2 separate regions of the Homo sapiens genome follow, and region 1 is linked to region 2. A link is an interaction called in ENCODE POLR2A ChIA-PET data of the cell type or tissue named here. Cell type or tissue: OCI-LY7. All regions are shown on one strand. Each heading gives the region's core, and the rest is flanking DNA. Links, peaks and the distances in the headings are about the cores only.

Evidence for each region. Peaks named below come from ENCODE experiments on the same cell type or tissue, not always from the same donor. Only the 100,000 strongest peaks of a DNase experiment are listed, where the experiment ranks them.
Region 1: POLR2A ChIA-PET joins it to region 2 with 5 read pairs; 10 of 35 experiments call an interaction of 5 or more read pairs at or near these places.

What each region holds. Positions count from the first base shown.
Region 1 is chr3:14,398,687-14,415,505 of GRCh38, reverse strand. It overlaps SLC6A6 (solute carrier family 6 member 6), which reads right to left and starts at 12,900. Exons shown (of 15, transcript NM_003043.6): 1 at 12,659-12,900. It overlaps LOC105376959 (a long non-coding RNA gene), which reads left to right and starts at 13,099. Exons shown (of 8, transcript XR_007095825.1): 1 at 13,099-14,845; 2 at 16,269-16,362. RefSeq lists silencers at 1,677-1,776, 9,132-9,302, 12,577-13,106 and enhancers at 4,357-4,546, 3,995-5,194, 11,717-11,796, 11,867-11,926, 13,247-13,416 and 1 more. In OCI-LY7, for the core only: a CTCF peak has its summit at 9,438; DNase peaks (open chromatin) are centred at 8,105 and 9,531; H3K4me3 peaks cover 2,860 bases; H3K27ac peaks cover 3,068 bases.
Region 2 is chr3:14,466,235-14,475,472 of GRCh38, reverse strand. It overlaps SLC6A6 (solute carrier family 6 member 6), which reads right to left. Exons shown (of 15, transcript NM_003043.6): 7 at 8,823-8,957; 8 at 7,517-7,620; 9 at 7,261-7,385; 10 at 3,156-3,268. Among named protein-coding and RNA genes, the nearest start is that of SLC6A6, 68 kb to the right of the region's middle. RefSeq lists an enhancer at 2,559-3,450. In OCI-LY7, for the core only: no CTCF peak of the experiment used is centred there; no DNase peak of the experiment used is centred there.

The sequences.
Region 1 (16,819 bases), core at 6,208-10,207, 66 kb after region 2:
TGGGTGTCTCAGGGGGAGAGGGCATGGGAGGGTGGGTCTGGGAGAGCAGACAGAGGCCTCCAGGACCCCTTTCCTTGCTGTAGCTGTAGCCCTGCCCTGGCAGCCTCCTTCCCAGACCCAGAGGCGCACTTGCCAGTGTCAGTAAATGCCAGTCCCGGCAGCCTACAGAGCTCCCTGTCCCCCAAATTAGATGATCTCATTGCTTTGTTAGGGCCTCCACATTCAACAGGCTCACACTGGCACCCACTGGGTACAAGGCACTGTGGAGTAGGAACAGTCAGTCAACAACTTATGGTGCACTTACTGTGCCAGGCACTGCACTGGGCACATGAAGCTCAGCAGTGGATGACAGAGCCAAGGTCCCTGAGCTCATGAGGCCTGGAACCACCGGCTAGAGGCTGGGCACATGAGAGGCCATCAAGGCTTCATTCTAGGCTCTGTGAAGTCTGGGCTGGATTAGTGATGTCTGCTGTGGGTTTGGGTGGTGGAAGTAGCAACGTAAACCTTGCTATCCTAGACCATACACAGGGAAGTGGGATAAAGTGAAAGATGAAGGCAGCCTGTTTAAAGCACGAGGTTAAGAGAATCAGAGGAAGGACAGCATAATTCTGCATAGGGCAAAACCTTACCAATTACAAGAGGCCAGCCCATCTCAGAGAGGAGGATAAGAATGGCACTAAAGGCTAGGTGTGCTCATGTCTGCAATCCCAGCACTCTTGGAGGCTGAGGCAGAAGGCTCATGAGCCCAAGAGTTCAAGACCAACCTGAGCAACACAGGGAGACCTGTCTCTACAAAAAAATAAAATTTAAAAATTAGCTGGGTATGGTGGCACATGCCTGTAGTCCCACCCACTTGGGAGGCTGAGGTGGGAGGACTGCTTGAGCCCAGAAGTTTGAGGTTGCAGCGAGCAGTGATCGTACCACTGCAGTCCAGCCAGGGTGACAGAGTGAGACCCTGTCTCTTAAAAAAAAAGAAAAAAAAAAGAATAGCACTAAAGTCCATATGTCTAGCCTGCTGGCACCCATGCCCCTTCTGGGGACAGCTTAAACCTGTTCCAGGAGGAGACCCACATAGGCCTGCTCTCAGCCCAAGGGGTCTAGATGGACTGACCCCACCTCCTCCTCCTAGGTGGGCACGTGAGCCAGCCCTAGCCAATCAGAGGGGGCTGTCTTGATTGGCTCAAAGATAGGCACTTGACCAGCCTGGTCAAAAACAGTGATGACTAGGACTTTTGCCAAAAATATTGGGGAAAAACAAGGCTCTTTCTTGGTTGAGATGGCTACATTGGGGCAGGGGGCGGCACTACACTGGTGAGCAGCTAGGGCATCCATGGAGAATGAAGCAGGCATAGAGAGACCCGGAGCCGGGAGACAGAGAGAAGGAAACTGAGTCCCGATGACATCTTTCAGCACCTGGACTCAGCCCCAGGCTGAAGTATGGCCCCAGGCTTTTAAGTTAAAAGAGTCAGTAAATGTTCTTTTTTATTTTTAATGTCAGTTTAGGCCGGGTGTGGTGACTCATGCCTGGGAGACACAGAAAGACTCATCTCAAAAATAAATAAATAAAAAAAATAAAACTGAAGTCTGTTTGAACTGATTTCTGCCATTTGCAAGATAAGAATCCAGACCTATACCCTGCCTTGAACTTGCTGCGTAATTTTATGCATGTCTCTGACACACTCCTCCCATTATAAAAAAGAGGAAGGATGCAGATGACAGAACACCTGAGGTTCCCGCAGCCCTGGCACTCTAGTTATCACGGGCAAGGATTAGGCCTGACCCTTCCCCCAGCCCCACCCCCGGCCCCAGGCACACAGCCAGAGAGGTCATCAGCCCTTCCCAAAGTTAAATACAAAGCAGAATTGCCTGGAGGGCTCTTGAAAACCCAGAATGCGGAGCCCTGCCCCCAAGGTCTAAATGAGAAGGTCTGGGGTGGGGCCTGAGGTTCTGCATTCTGCAGGCTCCCACGTGATGCCCATACTGCTGGGCCAGGGACAGCATTTTGAGGACTCAGAGTCACTACGTGTTCTACTTTTCCCAGTTTGCTGAGGACAGGTGCTCAGTGCAAAAATAAAGCCCCAGCCAGCAGAAGACCACGACCTCTCTGTCCTCAAAGCAGACGGCGATTACGGAGAATGCCTGCGTGGCTGCAGGGATGAACCAGCCTTTAAACAACGGAAGCAGCAGGTCCCAGCTCCTGTGGTCCCATCACTGCCCCTTCCAGCCAGCTGTGTTCCCTGGAATGTATTTAAATAATGGGGGAGGCTGTCAGAGGCTAAGGTGCTTCCTTGGGCTCCAGCAGGCTCCAGGCTGGTTTTCCAGGCGCCCAGAGCATCCCCAGTGGCTCCCCCACTCCCAGGCATCATGCCAGCCCCAAATCCCGCTGTGGGCCTTGTCCGGACACAGTGACCCAGGCCGCCCTGCTGTCAGCAGCCTGGCTAGCCCTGGGCTCTCCCCTGATTTACATCCGACTTGGCTGCCTTGAAAAGCCTCCTGTGGCTTTTGGAGCGAGGACACTGTTCAGTAGTGAAAGGCTTCCCCAACAGCAACCTTTCCAAGGTGGCGCTGGCCCAGCACGAATGCCGGCAGGCTCCCAGCTGTGTGACCTTGGGCAAGTTACCTGCCCTCAGCAGGGCCTCGGGTCTTCATGTGCAAAATGGGAATAGTGGTGTCTTTGGTGAGGATTAAGAAGAGGAGTTGACGAAGCACAGGATCTGGCTTTTAATGTATAGGAGGCTCACAACTGCACTATTTATCTCCTTGACTCAAAGAGTGGTCCCCAGACCAGCACCGTCCACAGTGCCTGGGATTTGGTTAGAAATTCAGGGCCCCAGGCCCCACTTAGGCCTGCTGTCTCACTGTTGTCACCCAGGCTGGAGTGCGGTGGCACGATCTCAGCTCAGTACAATCTCTGCCTACCAGGCTCATCCTCCCAAATAGCTGGGACTACAGGTGCGTGCCACCACACCCGGCGAATTTTTGCATTTTTTTAGAGATGGGGTTTTGCCATGTTGCCCAGGCTGGTCTCGAACTCCTGAGCTCAAGCAATCCACCTGCCTCAGTCTCCCAAAATACTGGGATTACAGGCGTGAGCCACCACACCTGGACGAGTTTTTGCTTTTCTTTTTTTAAAAGTCTGTTCTAATTGATATTCTACCAGTGGCAGAAGAGGAATCCACATTATTGTTCCTCGAGGCAACGTTCTTTACTAAAAGCCTGTTGCTACAGCTCTGCTCAGAGTAACTCTGGAACTCCTGTCCCCAAATCGGGACACCTCCTTTCAGAGCCAGGGCTAGGACATCTTGAAAAACCACCAAGAGGATGACTGCATCCTTAAAGGAGTCCCGCAGGAACAGCACCCCGTGTGGTGGCACGCGCTTCCACAATGGATAGAATGGTCTTTCCTCCCTTTATTCAGAAGGTATTTCCCTTAAACACAAAACCTATCTGGGCCACCCCTTACAGGGCCAGGGAGGAGAAAGGACTCACTTAGGTCACAGAGCAAGCCAGAGGACAGGGGTATTCTAAGCCTGGTGTTGCAGTGCCTGATGCAGGGCCTTTGATTTTAAAAGGGCATTAGCCATGCATGTGTAATCTTTTGTCTGACGTCCATAGCCCTGCCAGACAGACAGCTCCATGAGGGTACAGTTTGGTCTGTCTTGTTCACCAGCCACATCCCCAGGGCCTAGGACAGGGCCTGGAACAAGTGAATATTTGTGAGATGGATGGATGGATTGATGGATGGTGACAGGTGAATATAATTTCCAAGCCTGGAGCCACTCAGATGTTCAAACCATAGGTTCCCATTTCAGAGTAGAAGGAATTAGGCTCTCTTGATTTGTATGTTGAGCAACAACTGTGTGCCACACCCCTAGGCTGGATGCTGGAGCATCCATCCCTCCCCTTGATGTGTCCCCAGTCAAGTGCATGGGTATAAGGTAAGACCATAAAGGTCCGAGCTCAGGCCAGAGGAAAGGACCACAAGGCTCAGAGCAGGGCGAGCTGAAGTCCACTTTAACTCACGTCATCTTTTTTGAGTGCTTACTACGTGCCAGGCACTGTTAAGAGGCTCAAGGAATGCTTCCCAGAGCAGGCAGCTCCAAGCTCGCCCCTTAAGAGTGGGAATAAGGAGTGATGGGAGGAAGGGCCTTGCGGGCTGAGGGACCAGCATGGGCAGGGCTGAGAGAGCTGGACGCTTGGTCTAGCTAGGAGCAGAAACCAGCCAGACTACAAACAAGGAAAGAAGTTGTGGTAGGTGAGCGTGAACGCTGGCCAAGAGCCAGATCGTGAAGGGCCTCCAATGCCAGGCTAAGGAGGTTGGACTTGATTTCACAAAGCACTAGGGAGCCACCACTGAAGGCTTTTGAGCAAGAGAGTGACATGCAGAGAGCTGGTCCCCAGATGGTACAGAGAGGTATCCAGGAGGCACAGAGGCTAGTGAGGAGGCTGTTGTCTTGGGCTGGTGTGATGTCCACCTGCAGAGGAAACACCAGGTGTCATCTCTGAAGGAATGAATGTCCTTGAAATCATGACCTGAGTCTTCCCTCATGGTGCTGACTAGCCTTGGGGCAAGAGAGGATGTCCCTTAGGACCTCCCCCTTCCGGCACCCTTCACTCAGTAAGCATGACTCTGCTGAAATCGCTGGCCAACCACACTCCTCCACCTCCAACCAAGCAACTGGCAGCCTTGGGTTAAGGACTTTCCACTGGAACATGACAGTGAGTCACTTGGCATTTATGTGCAAAGAAAAGTCCTGGAAAGGAAGAGCCTCTCAGGGCACCCCAGCATGAGGAGGGACCACGCAGAGAAGTGGTCCTGAGCCTCTGGGTCGGCAAGGACCCGATGTGAGCAGAACCCTGAGGGCTCAGCCCTCTGCCTTCCAGCCTAGGCCTGCTCAGATACCTGCTGAGGGAGGAAGCCTTCCATTGCCAGCCCAACCCTTCTCCTGGAGACCACCAGCCCTCTCCCTACCTTCCACGTTCTATTCCATGCAGTGGCCAGAGCTGCTCACCACGCTCCTTCTTGAGCTTTCCAGGAACCCCATCCTGGGCTCTGGGGGTGTCTCCTGAGCAGCCAAACTGTAAGGAGTCTTTGCAATTGATACAGTTTTGCCCTCCCACCCACTTTCCAGTGACTTGTGACAAAACCAGGATGTGAGAGTCATGAACAATATCACCGAAGGTTTGAGGTGGAGGCATTAACCCTTTCCTTAAATCCCTCCCTGTCAAGGGGGGGTTCACACAAGCAATGAATGATGGGTGCGGCTGGGAGGGGGGAGCACAGGGAGCCACATCTGTGAACAATGGCTTTTTTTTTTTTTTTTTTTTTGAGATGGAGTCTCACTCTGTCGCATAGGATGGAGGGCAGTAGCGAGATGTTGGCTCACTGCAACCTCTGCCCAAGTGATTCTCCTGCCTCAGCCTCCCAAGCAGCTGGGATTACAGGTGCCCACCACTGCACCTGACTAATTTTTGTATTTTTAGTAGAAATGGGGTTTCACCATATTGGCCAGGCTGGTCTCGAACTCCTGACCTCGTGATCCGCCCGCCTGGGCCTCCCAAAGTGCTGGGATTACAGACGTGAGCCAGTGTGCCTGGCCAACAATGGCTCTTTTGATGGCTTTATCTTCCTGTGTTGATAAGTGCCTCCTTTGGGCCTCAGCGTCCTCATCCATAAAGTGGGTGGGCAGAGAAGGTTAACTGGATGATCCCACAACCCCAAAGTCCCCACACTCCACAGCCTGGGGCTGCTCTCCCTCAGACCTGAGGCGGCGTTCCCAGACTGGATCCTTGGCCTGCCTTGGCATAAACCATCTTAGACTGTTCACTAACCTCCTCCTGATAGGGATCTCCCCTCCCTCCTTGAGCACAGGTGCTGTGTATTCCTCCCTGCCCTCTTGGCCCTGGCCCTGTGCCTGGCACACAGTAGGCACTCATGAACGTTTGCCGTGCGGTCAGTGGGACGAGGATGGGCTGAGGCATCCGGTGGACTCTGGGTCCAGCGCTCCTTCCACCCTTTCCTAGCTGAGTGTGGGCTGGGGCCACCCATTTTTCTGATGAACTCATCTCTGAGACAGGAAGGGGGATAAAGCACCGTGGATGCTCAATAAATATGAGTTCCTTCCCTTCTCAGAATGCTGAATCGGCTCAGCCGGCTCCTCTGCACCCTCCGGGGCAAGTCCTGGGTGGGGGTATTTCATTTACTGAGCTGGCAGCACTGGGGGTGATCAGACAGGACACGCAAAGTCAGTGGCTCCCAAATGCAGGCTGGCTGTTTGGAATGGCCTGGCAGATCCGTGTGTTCTGACATGCAGTCCACATGGCCTGCTATTGGGATAGACCAAGTGGCAGAACCAAGAACAGTACCATGTCATTTTTGTTCAAAACAAAACAAAACTGGCCAGGCGTGGTGGCTCACGCCAGTAATCCCAGCACTTTGGGAGGCCGAGGCGGGCAGATCACCAGGTCAGGAGATCGAGACCATCCTGGCTAACATGGTGAAACTCTGTCTCTACTAAAAATACAAAAAAAATTAGCTGGGCGTGGTAGCGGGTGCCTGTAGTCCCAGCTACTTGGGAGGCTGAGGCAGGAGAATGGCCTGAACCCAGGAGGCGGAGCTTGCAGTGAGCTGAGATCACGCCACTGCACTCCAGCCTGGGCGACAGAGCGAGACTCCGTCCCAAAAACAAACAAACAAAAAAAAAACAAAACAAAACTACAGCTAGCTTCCAAACAGATCCCAAATAATGCCTGGATCAAAGAGGAAATCAAAACTCAAGTGAAAACTGATCCAGTAAGTAACAAAAAGGAGTCTATGTCCATATGCACACCTGGATAAAGTTTAAGCTGTATGCAGAGGGAAATGTATAACCTTATATTAAAAAGAGATATGATAGACTGCCCAGCATTTTCGAAGGCCAAGGCAGGCGGATCACTTGAGGTCAGGAGTTAGAGACCAGCCTGGCCAACATGGTGAAACCCTGTCTCTACTAAAAATACAAAAATTAGCCAGGCATAATGGCACGTGCCGGTAGTCCCAGCTACTCAGAAGGCTGAGGCAGGAGAATCGCTTGAACCTGGGAGGCGGAGGTTGCAGTGAGCTGAGGTCAAGCCACTGCACTCCAGCCTGGGTGACAGAGCAAGACTCTGTCTCAAAAAAAAAAAAAGAAAGAGATATGATAGACTGTCAATCAGGCAGGTGGACAGACTGAAGATCAGATTGTACTTTTTTATAATGATCCGAAAGGATCACTTTTTAGTTTATGCAGTTTCGTATTGCTTGAGGTATATTACTTTTATAATTAAAAGTGAATGGTTTACCAGTTTCTCAAAAAGTTAACACATATCTACTACCTTATAACCCAGCAGCTCTAGTCCTAGAGAAAGGAAAATATATGTCCACAAAAACACTTGTACAGAAATATGCACATAGAAGCTTTATTAGTAATAGCTGCCCCCCAGCTGGAAACAACCCAAATGTCCATCAACAGCATGGATGAACGCATTGTGGAACATCCATACAATGGGAGACTACTCAGCGATAAAAAAAAAAATCAACTCCTGATATACTCAACAGCACAGATGGATCCCAGCAATGTGAGGCAGAAAAAAATGGACAAAAGAGTATACACTAAATAAGTCCATTTATATGAGGATTTAGACTGGCAAAACTAATTTATGGTGACAGAAATCAGAAAGTGGGCCTGGTATGGTGGGGCATGCCTGTAATCCCAGCACTCTGGGAGGCCCGCAAGGGTGGATCGTTTAAGCCTAGTAGTTTGACACCAGCCTGGCAACACAGCAAAACCCTGTCTCTACAAGAAATACAAAAGAAACTAGCCAGGTGTGGTGGCGTGCGCCTGTAGTCCCAGCTACTTGGGAAGTGAGGTGGGAGGATCATCTGAGACTGGGGAGGTCGAGGCTGCAGTAGAGATCATGCCACTGCACTCCAGCCTGGGAAACAGAATAAGACTCTGTCTCAAAAAAAAAAAAAAAGAAAAAGAAAACGGAGAAAGTGGCTGTCTTGTGAGGTGAGGAGCACAAGACAACTTTCTGAGGTGCTGGAAATGTTCTATATCTTGATTTGGGTGGTGGTTACACAGGTGTATACATTTGTCAAAACTCATCAAACCGTAACAGAATCTTTGCATATTACTGCATGTAAATCATAACTCAATTTAAAAAACATTTTTTAAAAATCATCTAAGGTGGGAGGATCGCTTGAGCTCAGGAGTTCAAGACCAGCCCAGGCAACATGGTGAAACCTCCTCCGTACAAAAAATACAAAAATTAGCCTGGAGTGGTGGTGCATGCCTGTAGTCCCAGCTACTTGGAAGGCTGAGGTGGGAGGATCACTTGAGCCCAGGAGATCGAGGCTGCAGTGAACTGTGATGGCACCACTGCACTCCAGCCTGGGCAACGAAGTCAGACCCTGTCTCAAAAAAAAAAACCACAAGAAAAACTTTAAAAATACAGATTCCCAGGCTCCATCCCCCTGGAGGTTCTGATTCAGTATGTCCAGGCTGGGCCTGGGAGTCTGAATATGTTTGTTTGTTTGTTTTTAAGTATCCCAGGCAATTCTGATACCTGACCACAGTTAGGGCAGCCCACCTGCCTCCCCCATCATTCCCTCCCCACTCTTTTGTTTCAGGTGGTTTATTATTTGTATGTTGGTTTTTCCAAGAGAAGGGTGGTTGGCCACACAACGCTGGAGCTTTAGAAACAGAACAGCAATTCCTCACTCTCTCTGCTTTCCCTCTCGTAACCCTAACTCCCACCCTTGGCATCAGCCTCTGCCCAGGTTTCCAAATGAAGCCTCTGACCAGGTAAGGCAGGAAAGGAAACTCCGCAGACCTGTCCAGGACTGGCATAACTCACCTAGAGACACTAGGGCTGTGTGCTCCAGGGAGGTCAAAGCCAGCAAGTTAATGGCCTGTGTACCGGTTAAATAGCATGTCCAGGCCTTCACCCCCATGTTTACAGAAAGAGTTCAGGGCAAGACTCATTGGTACAGAAAATGCTTAGTGGCTCGGTGACTCTCCGTCTCCTGGACCCCAGTTCCGTTCCTTACTCACCATCAGGGTTCTCCTGGGCTCCAGGCTTGACTGGCTTCTGCCCCACTATCCTTAAACCCAGTATGACTCCTGCTGCCATCAGGAGAAAGCCCAAACCCACTTACACAGCATTCAAGGCCCTCCGGCTGGCACGGTGGCTCACACCTATAATCAACACTTGGGAGGCTGAGGCGAGAAGATTGCCTGAGCCCAGGAGCTTGAGACCATCCTGGGCAACATAGTAAGACCCTGTCTCTATTTTTATATGTGAAAAAATAAAACGCCCCCCTCCCCACCATCTGGCTCCTATTCCTCTCTCCAGCTAGGACCCGGGGAACCTGTTCTACAAACATGCTTGGCTATTTCACGCCACTGTGCCCTTGTGGCTACTCTGCCCCCTGTGGAGAATGCCAGCCCATCCTGTTTCTCCACCCACAGACAATGGCAACTCCGACACTGTGTCCTCTAGGAAGCGAAAGTGCCTCCTGCCCACTACCCCACCCTCACTGCACACTCAGCTGCTCCTTGGGTCTTCTTCACTGTATCCTACGGATGGTAATGGCCATTGCAGTTACCACATGCTTCTACCTCTGGGACAGGAGCTCCTAGAAAGCCAACACTCTACCTTGAACCCAGTGCCAGCCCAGAGCTGACCTTAACCAAGGTCTATTAATCAACTAAATGAAGCACATTAAAAAAGCGCTCTCATTCTCACTTGAAGGCTTCCTTAGGCATTTCCAGATCCACAGCTCCTGCCCAGAACCCATAAATTCAAACGAACGCTCTGGCCAAGTTGGCAAACACAGGAAAATGAGATGCAGCCCCAAAGAATCTGACTCTTGCTCATGACCTTCTGCAGAAGTGGGGAATCAGCATGTACCTGCCAGGGTGGCCCTGGGATTTCAGGCCAACCCCAATTCCCAGGCAGACCCCCTCTGGCTGCAGCTAAGCTGCATTCTGGGGAGCCCTTATAATTTACTTCTCAGCTTTTTCTATATACGGGAATGTGTTCAATGACTCACAAGTTTCTTATCATTCAGGACTTTTGGAAAGACTTTCAGAGAAGTACACCTCCCAAATCCTTTGACAAACTGACAGGCGGACAAGTTCAGGTTAGAAAACAGAGTCCCCAGAGCCCGGACTGCCTTGTGGAGGGCTGACCCCTGCAGCAGAATGGGTAGCAGGGCTCAGGGGAAGGCACAAGGAAGGGAGAATGAGTAACTAGGGACAGAAGCAAGGTGCAAATGGGTCCCATAGGCTCACTTTCCTGCCCTAAGGACTGGGACACCTTTGTTCCTCATTTTCCCCAGGCCCCGGTTCAATTTCAACTCCCGAGGATATCAGTGACCAAAGCCCCATGGGGCCAAAACTCACAGCTGAGCTAGGGAAAACCTTTTGAAACTTAATTTTGTCCAGTCAAGGCAAAGTCCCTTAGGTGGCTCTCAGTTTGTCCATCTATAAAATGGGTACTGCTCACCAGGCCTCCAGACTCTGAAAAGCAGATGTGGTCCAATCACCACAGGTTGAGGTGACGGGAAGGAGGCAGGGGAGGATGATTGCAGCTGAGCCATGGGTTAGTACAAGGGTGTCCCCAAAGGACAAAGCCTCCAGAATGCACCTTGGCCCTTGCCATACACCACAGTGACCCAGGACCTCGTGACACCCTCTAATCAGCAGCTCTACAGCCGAGCCCGGCTTTACAGCTTACTACAAGCTTATTCAGCCTCATCTCCCTCAATCCCCTCAAGGACGTAGTGAGGCCGGCACTGGTGTCCTTGCTGCCCAGGCAGCCAAGCCGAGGCTCAAAGAAACCAAGGGAATCAACCAAGGTCACCCACCCATTAAAACAAAGCATAGGACTTAAATCAGTTCCCTGGGGACAAGCTCCTACCTCTGGTCCCTGGTTTACTCTATAACCAGTCTGCCCCACCCATTTTACAGGTAAGGAAACTGAGGCAGAAAAAGGGTTGCCCAAGGTCAACTGGGGGCTGAGCCAGGCCTAACACCTCCCACCATTCTACCAGTCCCACCCTGTTGGGGGTTCTTAGCCGTGCTAGGCCCCCTTTGGATCCTCTCCAACACCATCTTGATGAAATTCCTCCCCCACCCCACCTCCTCATGCCCACCCCACAATCCCTGGGTGACTCCCTGGTCGAGAGGGAGGCAGGTGGTTGCTAAGCACTCACCCGCTCTCTCTCTCATAAAAATAAACTCCTTCTGGCTAGGAGACTCTGGACAAGATCCCCTCCCTTCTAGCCAACAAAAAATTAAAAAGAAATTTTAAAAAGATCTCCTCAGTGACATTTACTTGAACGTCAGCTGTGCCAAAGCGGGGGCCAATTTAGTGAAGTCCAAATGGAGCCATGCGCCAGTAAACCTCAGCCCGAAGACCCTCCATTCAAGTGTCTGGGCAATTACTGAGCTGATTTATTTCCCCAGACAGGAAACGGGGGCCCAGGCTGCCTCCCAAGCTTTTGGGGCTGGTCCTGGGGATGCCGGGATCTGGCAGAGGCCCAACAGTGACCAAAATAGCCAGGCCGGTGGCCCTACCCGGCACACACCTCCCTGCCTGGGAGAGCTGCCCACAGGTCTCCTCTCCAGTCCAGGCTGAAGTCCAGGCTGAAGCTTTGAGGCTGTAGGAGGAGGTCCCTGGAATTCTCTCTGTGTGGCTTCCCTAGTGGGAGGGGGACGAGAATCTCCTACTCAAAAGAGGAACCCACAGAAGGAAGAGAAATAGTCTGGAGGGGGAAGTGTCCTGCTGGCCCTGCCGGCTGTCCACTACCCCTTGGCTGCCCCTCCGGGCCTTGGTCCCACCACTCAGGACTGCTGGACGCTGGCGCTGCCACCTGCACACCACCTATGGAGTGCATGCACCTATGGAGCCACGCTGCCCTATCACCTCTCCCCACTCAGCGCCGGCCCTGGAGAACCAGCTCTGGCCATTGGACCCTCTAGGCACCAGGGACACCCTCTTGGGTACAGCCGAGGACACACGAGTGCCCACAACCAGGGACCTGGAGACACAACCACACTCAGGGACACGCACGTGCACCTAGCCAGGGCCTGGAAGACGCAGCCCCCCACACACAGATTCATGCAGACACAAACGGGGACACACAAGAGCACACATCCAAAGACAGCACACTCAGGTATCACACACAGAGAGGCACACACACACAGCCCAGCACGCAGAGAATAACAGACATGCACCGGAACACACATGTGCACGCTGCTGGGGACACGGTGAAACAGTCACCCTCAGAAACACAGACACAGGGATACGGAGGCACATGTAGGCATCCTGACGGAGACAGGCACACAGATATGCCACACACACACACACACACACACACACACACACACACACACACACACTCTCCTGCCGCCCGCACCAAGAGCCGGAGCCCTTTTGCCGGGGAAACAATAACAGCCCCGCCAGCGGGACTGAGCAGGCGACTCTCGGTCCCTTCCGCGGTGGTGAAAGGGGCGCCGGATGGGCGCACGCGGAGGGGAGGAGGCCGGGACTGCGGCGACGCGGGGATGGGGAGGGGCTGCAGACGGCGGGCAGCGCCGGCTGCGCGCCCAGCTCCCGGTCCCTCCGGTACCTGGGGTGGCTGCGGCGCCGCCCGCGCTCTGCTCGGCTGTGCCGGGTTCCGCCGGCCGGGGGCTGCCTGCCCGCTCGCTCTCTGACCCGCTGGGTGAACGCTCCGCACTCCCTCTTGGCGCAGCTTGTCCTCTGGGCTTGCGGTCCTCGGGGCTCGGCGTTGGCGGCGGCGCGAAGGAAGCGGTAATTTATAAGCGGCTTCTTCCTGACCTCGCGTGTCTGTTGTCTGAGCAGGCAGCTCTCAGCATCACCCATCCTGCTGGGTGGAAAAATACCAGCTCGGCCGGGCCGGGGGCGGGGCCGGGGCGGGGCCGGGGCTTCCAGCCCCGCCCCAAGTGCGGACACACGCGCGCACACATACACATGCACACACATACACGCAAACACGCACGCGCGCATGGGCTCGGACACACAAAGAACCCGGGCTCGCCGAGCGCGCGCGCACACCCTCATGCCGCGCGGCGAACGTTCGTTGCCAGGTGCGGCAGCCCGCCCTGGGCGCCTCCTGCCTGCGGAAGAAGAGCAGGACAGACCCGACCCGACCCGCCTAGTCCTTTCCTTCACAGCAGCCTCCAAACTCCACCGCTCGCCTCTTCCGCCAGGCTCCTAGGATGAGGCCCAGGGCTCCTGGAGCAGCCAGGTGCAAACCAGACCGGGCTCGCACTCCACTGCGTTGCCCTGGGCGATCGTCCACGTTCTGGGAGACTCGGTATGCCCCGGGAGGGTGGCCTGAGCTTGTGGTGTGAAGCCAGGTACAGAGCTCCAGAATCCTGGCCTTGCCATGGCTGTGTGACCCTGGGCAAGTGACTCAATTTCTCTGCCTCAGTGTCCTCATCTATAAAATGGAAAGGAAAATAGTAGCGCTTGTCTCCTCCGGCTGTTATGAAGATCCAAGGTTAACAGCGTAGAGAACTCGGAACGCACCCGGCATCTAGGAAGTGCCAAGCCAGTGTCAGCTAATGTGACTATTTTTAAATGGAGATGGGGAGTGTGCCATTATTCTTGTCCTTATTTGAATGAACGGGCCCTCAGGGACCATTTTCCACTGCCCCGCCCTGGCAGCATGAGAGGGAAACGCTGTGAGAACCCCGAACCCCAGCCTTCTCCTGTCCCTCTCTCTCTCTCTCTCTCTCTGCACCTGGGAGGCGGGGAGGAGAGAGCCGATCCTTCCACCATTTACACGGAGAATGAAAGAAGAAATACCGGCCAGGCGCGGTGGCTCATGCCTGTAATCCCAGCACTTTGGGAGGCCGAGGGGGCAGATCACCTGAGGTCAGGAGTTCGAGACCAGCCTGGCCAACATGGCGAAACTCCGTCTCTACTAAAAGTACAAAAATTAGCCTGGCGTGGTGCCGGGTGCCTATAATCCCAGCTACTCAGGAGGCTGAGGCAGGAGAATCCCTTGAACCCGGGAGGCGGAGGTTGCAGTGAGCCGAGATCACGCCACTGCACTCCAGCCTGGGTGACAAGAATGAGTCTCAAAAAAACAAAAAAGAAGAAGAAGAAGAAATACCACACAGGTCCGACCAAGAGCTGCCCCCACTCAGGCCAGGATCCCTGCCTGGAAGGGCTCTGCAGCCACTCTCCCTGTACAGCCCCAGGATGCTAAGGAGCATCCCGAAGTGACACTGGCTCTCCCTGGAGGCCCCTGCCATCGGACTCCAACCTGACCTTCCAGTGGGTGCTCCTCATACTGGCTCCAGCCAAGACAGACGAGGACCACTGGGCACATGCCCTTCCTTGCCTTCCTGTCACCCTTCCCACCCTTCTCTGCGGGCCCCGGGTGGCCCCTTCCTCCAGGAAGCACCTGGGGATCAGCAGTGCCTCTAGGGTCCCAGTGGCCCACGTGACATCTGCTTCTGGCCACCTGAGCACTCTCCTTTGAGTTCAGGGTCACTGTACCCTTTTATAGGTGAGCAAACGAAAGCTGAGGAAGAGGAGTGACTGGGTCTCCCACATCCCTCTGCTTCAGCTATGAGGTTCCCTCATGAACTGCAGGAATAGACGTCAAGCAAAAACTCCTCAGACGCCCTGTGCATGTGTGGTCGCACAGGGCACAAAGACTGAAGCAAAGGGGCAGGTCCTAGCGTGGGGAGGGGACTCCAGGATTGAAGTTTGAACCAAAAGGAGGCTTTGACTAAGCCACGAGCAGTGAAGCCGGCAGGAGAGGAAGCAAGTTCTAGCAGAGGTGCCTGCCGTGCGAAGGCCTGAGAGCAAGGTTGTTGGTGGCAGGGCTGAGCTTGAGGGTCTGAGAGAGTGAGCAAGGGCAGTGGCTGTGGGAGGAGGGAAGAGTTGTGTGTTCAGAGCTGCAACTTGGAAAGGCCCATGGGATCCTTTGACCTCCAGGTAGGCCAGCGGAGCCTCATGCAGGTAGTGCCAGCGCAAGACACACGAGTGAACCATCTATCCAGTTACCAGCTCCATGAGGGATGGGATCTGTTCTTTTGCCTCCATCAACTCCTGGAGTCTATCATAGGCCTGACACACAGTAGGTACTCAATAAGTGTTTGCTGCATTTATTTTAACGTACTTTTCTTTTTTTTCTTTTAAAACGGAGTTTCGCTCTTGTTGCCCAGGCTGGAGTCCAATGGCGCAATCTCAGCTCACTGTAACCTCCGCTTCCTGGGTTCAAGTGATTCTCCTGCCTCAGCCCCGCTAGTAGCTGGCATTACAGGCATGCGCCACCACGCCTGGCTAATTTTGTGTTTTTAGTAGAGATGGGGTTTCTCCATGTTGATCAGGCTGGTCTCAAACTCCCAACCTCAGGTGATCTGCCTGCCTCGGCCTCCCAAAGTGCTGAGATTACAGGCGTGAGCCACCGTGCCTGGCTTTAACTTACTTTTCTTTGGCACTTAACTATGTACCCTGCACAGTTAAATGCATTTTAATAAGTTAACCCTTTTCATCCCGACAACACCCCTATGAGATTGGTACAATTATTTCTTCCGTTTTATAGAAGGTAAAACCGAGCCACAGAGAAGTTAAGTAACTTCCCCAAGGTCACTCAGCTGGCAGATAGTAGAGCTGGAATTCAAACCTAGGCCACCTGGCTCCAGAGGTTACAATCTTGAATGAGGGGATTCTGGGTGGGCGATTGCCAGACAAAAAAACCCAGCCCCAAGGAGAGAAAGGAGGAGAAGGAGGCAAGAAGAGCCCCAACCTCAGCCCCAGGGAGAGGTGGCAGATGAGGTGGAAAAGGGATGGTCAGACCGGAGAAGGGGCCAGGAGGAGCCAATGCCAAAGCTAGAGGCATGCACAGGGTGGAGAGAGCTCAGTGCGGGAGGCCACAGACCCTAGCTCCACCTCAGCCCTGTGGCTTCCCAGTTGTGTGACTTGGGCCTGCAGGCCTGCTCTCTGAGCCTCAGTTTCCTCATTGTAATATGAGATAAAATACACCCTGCCTCAATGAGCCATTCTGAGGAGAGGAGAAGTCTCGAACTGGAGGCCTTAAACCGAATCCAGCTCCCAGATGTGCTTCTTTGGCTGTCACTGAGCTTTAATGTGTTTGGAGTTAATTTTTATGAATAAAAGCTTGGAAGATTTCACATTTAAAAAATCTGGCCAGGCTGGGCAACAAAGTAAAATTCCATCTCTATGAAAATTTTTTTTAGAAATTCGCCGGGTATGGTGGTGCATGCCTATGGTCCCAGCTACTCAGGAGGCTGAGGCAGGAGGATCACTTGAGCCCGGGAGGTGAAGGCTGCGGTAAGCTATGACTACACCACTGCACTCCAGCCTAGGTGCGAGAGCAAGACCCTGTCTCCAAACAACAACAACAACAACAAAATCTGAATGCCTGGTTTATCTTGAAATATGGCAAAATGGGGCCACCCAGGCCCATTAACCCCCTGTCTACAATGTCCTGGAGCTGAGGGGCATTAGCCACCCTCTCACATGGGCTCCCCAGGGTGCCACAGCTCCCTCCTAGCTAGTTTGCTCTTTTCTGTCACCTACCGGCCCTTGCAGGGAGCTGAATTTGAGACCCATGATGCACTTTGTGCACCCTGCCCCCTCAAAGATAACTGTGAGTACCAAGGGAAATGGAAAGCTTTGGCAACAAGAAGGGAGCTTCAAGGAAAGCCAGGCCGAGGTTCCCCTCAGAACCATAGACTAGCCTGAAATTCCACTGGGACTAATTCTTCTCATTTCAAGAATGAAAATC
Region 2 (9,238 bases), core at 1-4,000:
ATTTGAAATTATTAGAGTAAATCTGCAAGTGGGAGATAACTGTTAACCCATGTCAGCGGGCTGGGTGAGCTCTTTGGTTGCAGGAGGAGTGGGTTCCAACTCTCATCTCCTCTCACAATTTGTTAAAAAAAACCATGTCCCAGCTGGGTGCAGTGGTTCACGTCTGTAATTCCAGCACTTTGGGAGGCCAAGGCAGGCAGATCACCTGAGGTCAGGAGTTCGAGACCAGCCTGGCCAACATGACAAAACCCTGTTTCTACAAAAAAAAAAAAAATTAGCCAGGTATGGTGGCACATGCCTGTAATCCCAGCTACTTGGGAGGCTGAGGCAGGAGAATCACTTGAACCCAGGAGGCAGAAGTTGCAGTGGGCCAAGGCTGCGCCACTGCACTCTAACCTGGGCGACAGAGCAAGGCTCCATCTCAAAACAAACAAAAAACCGTGTCCCTCTTGGGTAGCCTGGATGGCAACAGGCATCTGCCTCCACATGGCTGACTCCTCTACCCTGTCTCACCAAGAAAGGCGCAGCAGTATGATGGCTCTTAGGCCAGACGGACTGTTCCCGCCAATGGTAGGAACCCCTGATGAGTCAGGGTGACACCCCCTGCTCCCTTGCCCAGGACGCAATAACATCAGCGGGAGGCCTCTGCCTCTGGGCTGTAGATCTCCATACTTCCAACAGGAGGAAGTTATTTTGGGGGAATTCAAGGGGAAGGCCAGTTGGGACAAACTAGCAGGTAAGAGACAGTTTCTGCAGACAGGCAGACCTGGTATCAAGCCCTTCACTAGCTGTGTGGAGCCTTGGCTAAGTTCTTGGTCTCTCTAAGTCTCAGTTTCCTCAGCTATAAGAAGGGTAAAAATAGTACCCAGGCATTGCAACACTGCAGCTTAAGGAGTTCATGTACAAAAAGCCAGGTGCGGGGCCGGCAGGAGGGCAAACTGGGGAGTTAGGAGTCAGTGTTGAATGGGGACAGAGGCTCCATTTGGGAAGAGGAAAAAGTTCTGGAGACGGACGGTGGTGATGGCCGCGCAATGTCTGAAGGTACTAATGCCACTGAACTGTGCACTTAAACCTGGTTTAGATGGTAAATGTGTGGTCACCCCAAACACACGCACACACAGAAGCCTGCCATGAGGACCGGCACCCAGGGAACACCTCTTACGGCAGAGGGCTCTGATCCTGTCACAGTGCTGGCAGTGGGTGAGGCACACTGCTGGCATCTGCAAAACCTTCCCCATTTCCCCAAGTTCACAAAGCAAAGAGATGCAAAGGAGGAAGCCCCACCTGTGCGATCAGATTCCCATCCTGGTTCCCTGGGACATGGGGCCTGGGAGACCAGTGACTTAGGTTCGATTTCTACCCTTGTCCCTGGCAGGTCATCTAACTGCTCTGAGCCTTGAGTTCCTCGCTCTGCAAAGTAGGAGGAGTGGCTGTGAGAGCCCACCAGATTCTCTCCGTGTGCCACTGACACGGGGCCTCCCTGAGAGATGCGTGTCCTCCACCAGGCCCCACTTCCTGGGGAGAAAATCTAATGAGTGACCACCTCCACCTGCTCAGGGAGCCGTTTCCAAAGCCCAAGTGGCCTATTTTGGGCCCATGAAGATGTCATGCCTTGTCATTTATTAACCTCTGTTTTTGTTTTTTTCTTTCACTTAGAGCTCTGGAAGAAGTTATAAAAGCCATTTGCTTGGGGCCTCTGAAGGCCAAACTCATTAACTAGGAATGATTAATGGAGTCCTCCTGCTTGTTTATTCAGCTCAAGTCTATCAACAACTGCAGAAGTATTTTGTTTTCCGTCTCCCTGATGTTTTCGTTCTGTCTTCTCTGCTAATCCTGCCCCCTTCTCTGCCAAATCCCCTGCTCTGCTCTTGACCTTGCTGGCTGGCCGCCTCCTCTCCCTGGACTCACCCTCCTCTGCTTGACCTTCAGAGACTTTTCCCCTACCAGGTTCTGGGGACCCACTTGGGACAATGACTCTGAAGACTTCGGCCCGCGGGGAGGGGGACAAAGGGTTCTCCCGCCCTGGCTGCAAGCTCCAACCTCTCAGGGGGTCTCAGTTGCTCAAAGGCTTCCCAAGAGGCATTCAGACCTCCAGACCCAGACTACACAGTCTACATCCTACCTGCTTCTCAGTGGCCCATGTGCATGGCGCTGCCTGAGGGGCTCATGCTGGGCTGGGCACACAACCAGCCTGTCCCACATGCCATAAATCCCTACTCCTGGAGTCATGCCTGTGCTCTGAACTGTTGTTTCAACAAGACCCTGTCAAAAATACACCTATTTCCAGGGAAAGGGGCCCAGGAGCTCAAGTGAATTGTCCTCCGAGCACTGCTGACTACCCCACACTAGGCACTGGCTACTCTACAGCCAGATGCAGCCACTCATCGGCTCTCACTGGCATTCCCTGGCCATGAGTCACCTTCTAGTGGAGGCCTGAGCCCTGAAGGGGTGGGATACGGGGTTTAGAAGTGCAGGAAAGAACCTCAGTGGAGACAGGAGTCCTGCCTTGGGAGGGGAGAAGCCAGGACAGCCAGAGGTCAGGGCGGGTTTGAGCGAGGCTCCCGGCCTGTGCGGTGTATAAAGCACGGGAGGGAGCCAATGCCCAGCCCCTCGCACGCTCCAGGGAGCACAGAATCCTGAGTGTGGCGTAGGCTTCTCCTGGGCACTTGCAACTTATTACGATGGCCCAGACAATGATCAGCTCACACAGAAATGTGGGTCCCTTCTCCGAATCGCCCATCTGCCATGTCCTCCTGTGCCCCGCCGACGCTCCACTGGAGCACATCATGACTTATTGAGTCATGACCTCCAATTCGTCATTTGTGGCTTGACTGTAACCACAAACCCTGGTTGTCCCTGTCATAACCCACCCACTCCGAGAACCTCTGGATGCCCCTCTGCTAGCAGATAATGTGCCATGCCACGTCTTGTTTGCACTCCATTAGGCTAAATAATTATCTTGTTCAAATGCACTTTCTGGGGACGCAGAGCTTTTTCTATTCCTGGTGTCCTGGAGGAACCCTCACAGCTGAAGCACTGGAAGTCTGACTGGAGGGGGGAAGGGGGTTGACCACCTCCCAGGTGGAATAAGGAGTCTTTCCCAGAGTCAGGTTCCCCACAGGGGCAGTCGCCCCAGGGCCATCCCTTATACGCACCTGGCTATCCAGTCCAAGCAAGAGAAGCATAATAAAAAAAAGAATGGACCAAAATGTGGGCAGCGGCATCATTGTCACAGCTTTTGGGTAGGCAATGAAGGCCAGGCCAGGACCTAGAAAGGAAAGAAAACGGGGAGGGGCACAGGGGAGGAGACATCAGCCACCAAGCCACTGGGAACCCTGGGCTCACACAAAGACACTCAGACCCAAATACAGCAGGGAGCCAGGTCTGAACTCTGGCCTGGGGAAAGAGACCAGGCCTGTCTCGCCTTTGGGTGGGACACGCTGGGGCTCAGGAGGGGCCCGGTTTTAGCATCTGTCTCCTACACAGCACACGTGGCCTCCTCACACACCAGCATCCATCGGGGCGTGGTTATTTGGGGTAGGATGCAGACTGAGCCCAGGGCTTGGTCTGCAGAGACAAAGGAAAGGGAGGATCCTCCCACCCCAAAGCAAAGCCATTGAGTGGACAGCCTTTGCTGGAAGGAGGCGGGGGAGCGTGGTGGTGACCTGACCGCCCAGTCTCCTTTGCAAAGGGAAAGTTTCTATTTTTGAGTTAATGGCTAAAACACCATAGGAGTGGAAAGAAAAACCAATACAAAACCACGCCCAACAGGAGGCCTGTCTCTTCAGGGGTGCATTTGTGGGGCTCTCCCTGGCAAGGTCAGAGCCAAGCCCATGAGGTCAAGGTTGGGCCAACCAGGGCCCAAAGCTGAGGGAACATGGGTGCAGGGGCAAGGTCCCAGGCCTGCAAGCCCTGAGGCCTGCATCCAAGTCATCCTCTTCCAATTTCCTTTTTGAATCACCCCATACCCTCTCAGGGCCTCAGTTTCCCCACCTGAAAAGTGAGGGGCAGGTGGCCATAAATGACTCACAAGGAGCCTTCCTGTGTTTAGATTCTCAGAGGTAGACACCATGTCACTAGAAAAGGGCTCTGGGTTTCAAAAGAAGGGACTTGGATAGAACCTGAGGGAGAGCTGGGGAGATGGGAGCTCTGTCAGCTCAGGGGATGTCTCTGATGGGAGACATTCCGGAGACAGAGAGAAATGTCTCCTCCTGTCTCCAGCCTGCCTGAAAGCGGATGCCAACGGAAATAATTTAATTGTTAACTGAGACCTGTGGGTCTGAGAAGCGAGGGCAGCAAAAGAAAGTAAAATCTACAACTAAAAAAAAAAAAAAAAAAAAAAGTCAAGAAGCAGGAAACAAAAAGGGCCAGAGCAGGAGCTGTTCAGCAGGGATTAGAAACCAGACGAATGGCTCAAGAATGAAAAACAAAAAGCAAAACCCAACTTTACAATAAATTGGAACCAGAAACCACATTATACGGTGTTAACACCCCCAGTGTGCCAGGGAAGGGTGTGTCCTTTTACAATCCAGAGAAAACCTGACCAAAATATATCCTTGGGCAGCGACAGAGTGGTTGCTCGCTGAGATGCTGGAGACCCCCATCAGGAGCGGGGGTTACCAAGCCCAAAACTGCTCAGAACATGCCCAAAAGAACCAGGGCCAGGTTCAGAAAAATATGGACCCCAGGACCCGGTGAGATGACTTTTGAATCAAAGTTGAAGTTGGAGTCAAAAGCCGCGGCGTTTCCACCCAGACCGGGGCCCCACTGGTCCCTACAGAACATCAGCGTTGGCCCTGACTGGTCCACACTGAATGAGGAATCGAGTCCAGCCAGCTGCAAGACAGATGCAAAATGGGCCCCCACAACCCCCAACCCACCAGGGACGTTGTGAAGATTCTCAATTCGCTCGTTTCTGTATTTTAGTTTTGCCTTTCTCAAGCGAGCCTCTGGGAGAGGGTCTGAGCGTCTTTCTCTAAAAGTGCATGGTGAACTCAAGAGAGAGAAGTCCAGGAGACATAATCCAGCCACTCCGAGAACCTCTGGATGCCTCTCTGCTAGCAGACAATGTGCCATGCCACGTCTTGTTTGCACTCTGTTAGGCTAAATAATTATCTTGTTCAAATGCACTTCACTCAATATGGTGCTTGTTAAAAGCTTATTAGAGAAATAATCACCCTTGATGTGCCGGCTGTTCAGACATCACCGTGGGGAATAAATGACAAGGTGTTTGAAGTGGACGGGAGGAAAAAACAACTGAGATTGACAATATATGTGTCTACGAAAATACTTCGTTGTCCATGGAGGAAGATACATTGTATGTATCTATCTGTATCTCCCATTGCCAAATTCACTCCATACTCCTGGAGATTCCCACTCAATTGCGATTGGTTTGCAAGCCCTCAGCTGAAAGCAAGCCATCTACAGAGGAGGTATAAATCATCTCTGGCTCCCCCTCACCACTCTAATTGCCAAACTCCCTAAGGGGCGTGGGGACTTCTGGAGTTACATTCTGTGTCCTCAGTCTCTGGCCTGCTTTTGGGGGCTCTTTGGGCTCAGTGGAGGGAACAGTACATCTGAGGGTCCACTTTGGAAGCAGGGACAGTGGAGAGGTGTGTGGGGGTGACATGTGGATTTGCCAAGGGGGTCCTGCAGTGTTGTCAGGGGTCTCAGGATGGGGCTGGGCAGTGTGCATCTCTGCCAAGCAAAGAAGACAGTGAGGAGGGGCCAGGGGCTCTGGGAGGTCACAAGGGCCAAATTCTCACACTGGAAGGGCCAGAGGTTGTTGCATGTGTCCAGGGTGGGCTGGATGGCAGGAGGGGGACACCCTTGTGTCAGAAGGCCTGTCCAGCGTGTGACAAGTGGAGAAATAGTGGACAGGATGTTCAGAAAGCCCTGTTGTAGCCCCACCTATCCCAAGCAAAGCCCTTGCTCTCAGGTTGCTGGTCTCCTCATCTGAGAAGGGAACATCTGGACACGCGATGCTGAGGCACCTTCTGACCCCCCAGTGCTAGGGCTCTAGGACTCAGGGACTGGGACATCGCCTCATGTTCCAAATACAGATGGCACAGGAGGTCAAGGGCAGTGGAATGGCAGGGCCTCCGGCTGTGTCTGGCCCTAGTCTATGGTGGTCCCTGAAGTTAATAACCCCCACGCTCTCCCTTCGGCTTGGAAGGAGCCTCAGCCCAGGACCTTGCCACCTCCAGGTAGCCCCAGGGAAGTTGTATGAAATTAGGACATGGACGGGGTGGGGCTGGGGGCTCAGCATGTAAAATAACAAAACCAACTGATGACCACCCTCCAAGTAAACTGTGCAGGGCCGGGGAAGGGTGGAGAGGTCGGAAAGGTGGACTTTGAGGATCCTGGGAGCCTGAGGGAATCCCATAACCCAAGCCACTGCAATTAAAGCTACAGACCCAGGACCTCAAGCAGCCATGGCCAAGTCCCAGAATCGAGGCACCTGAGAGATTGCAGATTCTAGCAACTGAAGGCCCCATGATTCTCAGGTTCCAGAAGCACCTTGCTGGAACTCTGGGATCCCAGATTCCTAAGTTCCCCGTCTGTGCAGAGTCCGTGATTCTAAGCCACTGGCATCCTCCATGCCTGTGACTCCAGGTAGCCCGAGGAAGAGTGCCTGGTCAACAGGGCCCACACCCCGAGGGGCGACACTGTGCTTACAACCCACCCCCAGTTGGATCTGCCACCGTCCCAGTAGGTCGTCCCCTCATCTACGCCCTCCCCCCACACACTGCACCCAGTGCCTACGGTGGTGCCTGACACAGAGTTGGGACTCATTCACGAGAAATCGGTGGGATGGATGAATGCGTCTGCTTAGAGGGAGCACGCTGGGAGCAAAGTGCAAAATACAGAAACCAAGGCTGAGAAGGTGGTGATGGAATGCCGATTGGTGGCTGACTTGGGCCTGAGTTAGGAAAGTGGTTTCTATTGTGGAAACCAGGAGTTTGCTGGGGAAGGACGGGGGGGCGGGGAAGACCACACTAAGGTAGCTAAAAATTCCCCAACTTAACCACCCCCCATGCTTTTGCCACCCATCAGGGCCAAATTGCAATACAAATGTTTAAAATTTGGCTTTGTACTCTTTGAAATTTGGGGGATATCTTGGTGGCGGGGGGGGGGTCCATTTTAGAAACCAGGCTCGTCCCCCCTCAAAGCCCCCTGGGGTCTGGCTTCATGCCTGCAGTACTTGGCTTACACACTAGGTGGCAGTGCCCACCACCACTGCCACCGATACCACCGTACCTGACTCAGCCACATCAGCAATGTCCACCCCTTGCTCTTGTGCCATGAAGCCCAGGATGGAAAAAATTGCGAAGCCAGACACAAAACTGGTACCACTGTTCAGGCATCCCAGCAGCATACAGTCCCTAAGTTACACATATGTCAGGGAGCAAGTTAATTCACAACACAAGGAAGCCACGCTCCCTACTTCTCTTTTTCTTTAAACATCATCATCATCATTTCTAAAGTCCACCAGGCCCGCCGGCGCAACACTTGCCTGTACGAGTTATACTTGTACTTGTTGTAGCTCCCCAGCGAGGTCATAGCCCCCAGGCAGATGGCATAAGAGAAGAATATCTGAGTCCCAGCGTCAATCCACACCTATGAGGGGGAGGGAGGTGGCAAGGAAAGAGAGGAGGGCTGTCAGAGCTGGCTTCCTGGAGGAGGCAGCGAGGGTTATGTCCACCTGGCGATGGCCTGGGGACGGGACCTTGCACATGCAAATGGAACATTTATGCTCGAATCCAAGGTGCCTTTCAAGGCAGTACTGAGCTGCAAGGAGCCCCAGAAATCAAACACCCCACCTCCCAGCGACCTAGCATCAGGGTTAAGAGGATTCAGAAGCAGATGGATCTGGATTCCAACCCTGGAATGACAGTGGGCAAGTAAATATCACTCCTGCAGTTTATAGATAGTTTTCACATCTATAAAATGGGCTCCTTTGCCCTACCCCATAGAGCTATTTCCCAGGTTCAAAGAGTGGCGATTCAGCCCAGTGCCAGTTACATGGCAAGCCCGTAAGTCAAGGCTGCTGTCACCACCATTGTTGTTACTGTTTGCAGACCCCCGAGTTAGAATGCAGAAGGAGGTCCCAAGGAACTATGCAGGCAAAGCTGCTCTCCAGAATCTTCACTAAGCAGCTCGTTCCCAGCTGTCCTCCAAGGCTGGCCAACCCCTCTCACAACTGTGTCCTGTCCAGGGGGAAGGGTGGTGGGGAAGGAGAGCACAGGCCCTTGGGAAGCAACCGGAAGGCCCTGGGGATTCAGGTCCTCAAACAAACCCAGAAAATCTCCCAGGGCTTTCTCCACCTCCCCAAGGTCACAAGGCTGAGTGCCAGAAGGTGTGCTTTCGGTATCTGCCCGTGGACCCTCCAAGGCCATTAACTCTGAATTCCACCCTCAGCCAAGGAAGCCCGCAGCTCTCCAGGCCCCGACTCTCCCATCCCCAGGATGCAGCAGCCCTTGTGGCTGCAGTGGGCAGAAGCTGGGTCCGAGCGGGAGACTTGCTCATCAGAAGATTTCTCCCCCTTGGTGCAGGGCCTAAAGCAGCCTCTCTAAGTGGCCACCCTCAGACGTCCTTGACATGAAAAGAGATGCACACAGCTAGAAAGGTCCATCAGCACCGTGGACAGGCACACCCGCCACAGGCCCGGTGGAAAAGTACCAGGGGGCGGTGGCCCAGCTAGACCTGTGCACTGAAGAACCACGGAAGATGTGCTGCCAGTGGCCTCTACATCCTGCCCTGTCCTGTGCCGGCCCAGCCCTGGATGGGAGGGAGGATGGTGTGTCCCAGCCCCACAGTACCTGTGGGTCCTCAAGGCGGGTGATGTCAGGATACAGATAGAACTTGATGCCTGCGCCCGCGCCCGGCAGCGTCAGCCCTCGGACCAGCAGCACCAGGAGCATGGCGAATGGAAAAGTGGCTGTGAAGTAGACGACCTGCAAGGGCGAGAGGGATTCAGGAGGCCATGGGCATCACTTGCTGCTGCTAAGTCTGAGCATCCTCTCAGAGAGGCAGAGGGGAGCACTGGTCAGGATCAGGAGTTCTGGAGCCAGGTTTGCTGTCTTACTTGCTGTGCGGCCTTTGGCACATTGCTTAACCACTCTGGGTCTCAGCTGCCTCATCTGTAATCTGGGTATATACAGGTACCTACCTCACAGATTTCTTTTTTTTTTTTTTTTTTTTTTTAAATTTGAGACGGAGCCTCGCTGTCACCCAG